Linked DNA regions of Homo sapiens: region 1 is linked to region 2. Evidence: chromatin loops called from intact Hi-C (ENCODE). Cell type or tissue: PC-9. All regions are shown on one strand. Each heading gives the region's core, and the rest is flanking DNA. Links, peaks and the distances in the headings are about the cores only. Region 1 overlaps LOXHD1 (lipoxygenase homology PLAT domains 1). Region 2 has its middle 53 kb from the start of ARK2C.

Evidence for each region. Hi-C counts contacts between places; a loop is a spot of excess contacts. Peaks named below come from ENCODE experiments on the same cell type or tissue, not always from the same donor. Only the 100,000 strongest peaks of a DNase experiment are listed, where the experiment ranks them.
Region 1: a loop joins it to region 2, with 22 times the contacts of the local background. A loop is called at or near these places in 35 of 110 quality-filtered maps.

Annotation. Positions count from the first base shown.
Region 1 is chr18:46,517,377-46,520,181 of GRCh38, forward strand. It overlaps LOXHD1 (lipoxygenase homology PLAT domains 1), which reads right to left. Exons shown (of 41, transcript NM_001384474.1): 34 at 753-880. Among named protein-coding and RNA genes, the nearest start is that of LOXHD1, 140 kb to the right of the region's middle. In PC-9, for the core only: a CTCF peak has its summit at 1,300 (motif pointing left); no DNase peak of the experiment used is centred there; H3K27me3 peaks cover 2,373 bases.
Region 2 is chr18:46,280,077-46,282,881 of GRCh38, forward strand. No RefSeq gene overlaps it. Among named protein-coding and RNA genes, the nearest start is that of ARK2C, 53 kb to the right of the region's middle. In PC-9, for the core only: CTCF peaks have their summits at 1,356 and 1,555; a DNase peak (open chromatin) is centred at 1,315.

The DNA.
Region 1 (2,805 bases), core at 216-2,715, 240 kb after region 2:
TGGGACTTTGAGCATATGACTTTACCTTATTGTGCCTCAGTTTCTCACCTGTAAAATGGGGATGATAATAATTGGGTTATTATTATAGGGTTGAGGAAAAGACTAAGTGTATCAATACATGACTTATGATAGAACAATGCTTGGCACAAAACAAGCTTCTATAAATGTTAGTGTTGCTGTTATTGCCCTCCTTAGGTTAAGCTGTGTAAGTACAAGGACCCTTGTCTTCTTGGTTATATCATCTCTTCAGTGCCTGAGTCAGTGCCTGGCATATACTAGGTGTTCAGTCTTTTTTTAATGTTTTGAAAATTGACTATATTTTATTTTGTAATCATTTGAGACTTACAGAAAAGTTGCAAAAATAGAATAGAGCTTCTGTGCCCCCTTCACCTAGCTCTCCTTAATGTTAACATCTTATATTGCCATAGTACAGTTAATGAAACCAAGACATTAACAATGATACAATACCATCAACTAATCTACCAACCTTACAATAAACAATTTTGAGTACCAAATGAAAGAAAGAAGAAATGTTATGGGTAGAGGTGATCAAGGAATACTTCCTGGGGGAGGTAGATTTGAGCTGGCCCTTGAAAGAGAAAGGTACTGAGACAGAATAGACAAAGGCAGAGGAAGGAAGGCCTCATGGTCTGCAGCGGGCATGTGAGAATCAGCCTGGCTGAAGGCAGGGTGGGGCAGAGGGGGAGAGTTGAATGTGGGAGGGGTGAGGGGCAGGGGCCGCCTCCAGGTACCTGGCTTTCTTTTTGTCCAGCTGCATCTCCTCTGTGCTCCCGTTGATGCCGTAGAGGGTCATGAAGATGTTGGAGTCAGTGCCCCCGCCAACCACATCCCCTGTCCACACCGTCATTTCATAGAGAACCTGCCATGAGAGGAATGCAGGTGCTGAGTCTCAGCCTCACCCTCCAACCCCACCTGACCTGCCTCAGTCTCACCAGAGAAAGAGACACACTGTCCAAGTTCCACAGCTCTGGAAAGAGCCCTTCCTCAAATCAACTGTAAATGCCTGGACAGCAAAAGGCAGCCTTGTCACTCTCTTATATACCCCACTGTGCCCAGTCCCACCCTAGAAAGGAGTTCTGACAGCCCTTCTGCAATAGAAACATGATGGAAAGCCTGGCGTTAACTGACGCTGTCAGTTGAATTCCAACCTAAGTCCAGGCATGCCAGCAGCGCATGGTGGCAGGACAGTGGCCTTTGGAGCCCTCCAGAGCTCCATGTGAATCCCAGACCTGCCACCTGCTGGCTGTTAGACCCGGGCAGATGCCCGACCTCACCAGCCTCTGCTCCCCTGTGGTAAAATAGGGATAAGCTCCCTTGCAGAGTGAGAGCTGCTGACAATTCGCATGGCACCTGGTGCTGAGCCTGCCACCTGTGCAGCCCCAAGCAGCAGCCAAAGCTCTGGGTGTCAGTTCCCCTTCATGCCACAGCCTGCACATGCCCTGCAGCTGCGAATGAGGGGTGCCATCGGGAGTGATTCTTACAGAGGGAGCACTGCCTCAATCCACTGGAGAAGTGAGACAATCCCCTAGTTCCATGATGTTCACTTGAGATTGGGGTTTTGCCATTTAGCCTGAGGTGTGCTCCAAAGAGAATGTCTGCCCTCTGTCTCCACTGGAGGGTGAGGCGCAGCCTGCTCTTCCTGGTGTGCCTTCACCAAGCCCCCACCTCGGTTCTTCCTCTGTGAGGCAGCCTCGTGGCAAGAGAAAGCACTTACACTGATGTTCTAGAATGTTCTTTGGTCCCAGATTCTTACTCCCTTCCTTCTCACCAAGTGCCCCTGGACTCACAGTGAAGTCTGAAGGTTCAGGAGAGGCTCAGACACACGGTTGGGGAAGGGCCATCTTGACTGTCTCCTTTGAACGTACCTGGTCCAGTGTGTCCCTTCTCTGGAGGCTGCTACATTCCTCTATCACCTGTGCAGGGGCCTGGTCCCCATTACCCAGAAGCCTGGACCTCCAAACCGGAGCTATTAATCACAGCGGTCATGTTCCCATCATTGTCCTGGTGGGGGTTGCATGCTTTTCTGGCAGCATCTAGAATCTCTGCCAGGACACTGTGAGGTTTGAAGTATTCTGTGCAGGCCTGGCCCGCAGGAGAAATTCAGGACATGTTTGCTGAGGGAATGGATGAAGAGCCTCTTGCTTTACCAAGAAAATCCCCTTAGGCCACCCAACAAGGGCATTCATGATGGGCAGGAGGAGCCACTGGGAACAAAAGTGCGAGCCTGACACTTTTTTGCTCTTATCCAGGCAGGCATAAAAAATAGAATGATCAAAATGAGTGCTTCAGCTGCCCCATGGAGACTGGCCCCTGAGAGCTGGTCCGTCCGACTCTTGTGTTCTCTGCATCCATCTTTCTCTCCTTTACACAGATACATCTCTTTTTATGTAATAAGTGTGCTTCCAAAAAGAGACAGAAACAGTGCTCTTGTAATTCTAGTCTGATACCAGGTGTCCTGGGGAGATGGCCAGCCCAAAGAACCCTGCAGTTCTTTGTAAAGTGACAAACCTGTGTTCCTTTGTGCCATGGATAACGGGTGTAGGTCTGGATTTTCCTGGACTAAAGGGCTCCAAGGGAGCTGCAGCTGCACTGCGTGGGGTGTGCATGTGTGCTGGGCGGTGGCACAGAGGCACACACAGGCTGGGAAGTGGGTCAGGCGGAGGTCCCTGGATGAACTGTGTGCTCACCCACACCATCCGTCTGGCCACAGATGGAGATGTCTGGGGGGTAGGGGAAGGATGTGCGCTATAGAAAGTGCTGCTCTCTGAGTCTCTAGCAGGCGAG
Region 2 (2,805 bases), core at 109-2,608:
GAAACAGGCTTAGCTCAAACTATCATGGTGCACAGTAGATAAGAAAGCCTCCTTTTAGTCGAATTTACGCTCCAATAGAAGGCGGTTATTGTGAAAAATAGTGAAAATGTACTATCTGTAAGGCCACAAATTGAGTAGTTAGGGTTTGGGAACCTCAAAGAGGTCTCAACTGGGAAGGCCCCACTCTTCAAAGACCATAGTCTCATCTGTAAGGAATTAGCTTTGCCAGGGACACTGTAGGGAGTTGAAAGGCACAGCAAAGGTAGAGGCAAATGAAAGGCCCAGGTGGGAAGAGGGTCCCGGCCAACCCTGCCCCCTCTGCTTGTCTCCAGAGGACTGGCCTAGAGGTCCAGAGGCCTGGCTTCTGGAACTTGCTACTCTACTTATCAGCCTATTATCTTAGGCCTTGGTATTCTCATCTGTAAAGTGAGTATAGTGAGGTGGGAACAAAGATTTGGTGATATAGGATATATGCTTACCTGCCTCAGTAGCTACTTGATATGTTTTTGAGATAGGGTCTCATTGTTGCCACCCAGGCTGGAGTGCAGTGGTGCCATCATGGCTCACTGCAACCTCTGCCTCCTGGGCTCAAGTGATCCCCACCACCTCAGCCTCCTGAATAGCTGGGACTACAGGTGCAAACTACCACACTCGGCTATTTAAAACAATTTTTTGGCAGGAGATAAGATCTCACTATATTGCACAGGCTGGTCTCAAACTCCTGGCCACAAGTGATCCTCCTGCTTTGGCCTCCCAAAGTGCCGGGAATACAGGTGTGAGCCACTGTGCGCGGTCAGCTACTTAATATATTTTACACACTATATCCCGTCTTTGATTTTGCAACAAGAGAAAGGCCCAGGCCTTAATATTTCTTGCTTGGATGTTCAGTATCATAAGCTAAATGGTTCTACATGATGAGCTAAATGATTCAACAGCTTCCTTCTTCCATGCTGGCCAGTCAGCCAGCCACAGTGGTCTGGGTGGAGACACAAATCCCTGGGGCCCCTCAGGAGCCTCTGCTCTACCTGAGAAGATGAAATGATTACAGACAAAGCCATCGACCACAGCGGAGACAGTGTGGGACTGATGGCCAGGGAAGAATTTGTTTTGGAAATAAAAATGAATTAACATTTTATTTTATTTATTTGATTATTATTATTATTATTTTGTATTTTGAAACTGGAACTCCCTCTCCACAGCCACGCAGAGCAGAGCCCTCCTGCCCAGGGGCACTTTACCAGGCTCATGATGCAGTCCCGGCAGTGCCCAGCAGAGGCCAACCTAGCTCTTCCCTAGTTCCGTCTCTGGCAGGAGAACGGAGGACTTGCTTGGAGATTTGGAGGCTGTTTCTCTAAGCTAATGTTTTGAAAACTTTGTTGACTATGATTCACAGTCAGACATAGATTTTATATCATGAGCCAGTATAGGCTTATGCACATGGATGTTTTGCTGAACAACACTTACTGTCACTACCTGAGTGTATTCTTGTCTATTTCTGTTCAGGTCTGCCAGATTGGGTCATTTAAAAGATGCTGCTTACACCCACTGGTTGATCTCACAACCCACCAATAGATGGAGACTTGTACTCGGAAACCCACTGGGAGTCTAGACTGGGCATGTGGGTCCGGTGGTGGGGGAGAGCTTTGGGGTCACCTGATAAAGGGCCTCCCAGCACAATGGTTACTCCACCCCTCTGTGTTCAGGTTTCCTTGAGGGTCTCTGAAATGGAATGGTAGTAGCACCTACTTGTAGAGTGCTTGTGAAGATTAAGGGGCCGTTGGTGTGAGGTGCTTAGGACAGTGCTTGCCCCCAGGAGGCGTTCAGTTTCTAACTTTTTCCAGTTAGAAACAAGGATTGCTGTGGAGTGCGCAGCCTGCCTGGGTGTCTCGTGGATTCATTGACCCAACCTCTGTTGACACTGGTTACCAAAGATAACAGAGAAAGCTGTGGCCTGGCCGGGGTAGTGGAGGAGCACACAGACAATTAGAATAGATGTGATAAGGGCTTAGGTGGCGATGACCACCGGGTGCTCTGGGATCATTTGGGCACCTGGAGGACTCCTTAGCTCAGCGGCTCTCCGAATGTGGTCTCTGGACCCACAGCAGTAGCAGTCTCACCTGGGAACTTGCTAGAAATGTATATTTTCGGACCTTAACCGAGATGTATAGAATCAAAGTCTGGGGCCGTGCCCAGCAATCTGTTTTCATCAGCCTTCCTGGTAATTCTGATGCCTGCTCCAATTTCAGAATGACTGCACTGCCTTTTGTTACCAGATTTGTTGCAAGTTACAGTCATCTACGGAGCTTTTGTCTAGGGTGCGCCCTGTACTGATTTAATCGCAATGTCTAGGAGTGGGAGTCAGGCAGCAGGATTTTTACAAAGATTCCCAGGTAATTCCAGTGTGCATTAAAGTAGGGGAACCACTACCCTAACCCAAACCTGGACAGTGGGGCACCAGAGAAAGCTTCGTGGAGGGGTGTCAGATAAGCAGAAACCTTAAATGCAGTTGGGACTTGATAGTGAACATACGTTGGAGGGGAATGTGGAGGGCTAGGAGGCCACTGGTGTCCATAGACATTTCTGAAGAGACTATAATCTAGTGTTAAGAAGCTGGACTACAAGAGTTCAATGTTCCAATGAGCTATGATCATGTCCCTGTACTCTGGGCTGGGTGACAGAGCAAGACGCTGTCTCTAAAAATAAAGAAGCTGGGCTATGGGAATAAGTCACCTGGGTGCGAATCCTGCTCCGCCCTTACCAGCTGTGTGACCACAGACAAGTCACTTAACCTCTCTGTTCCTCTTC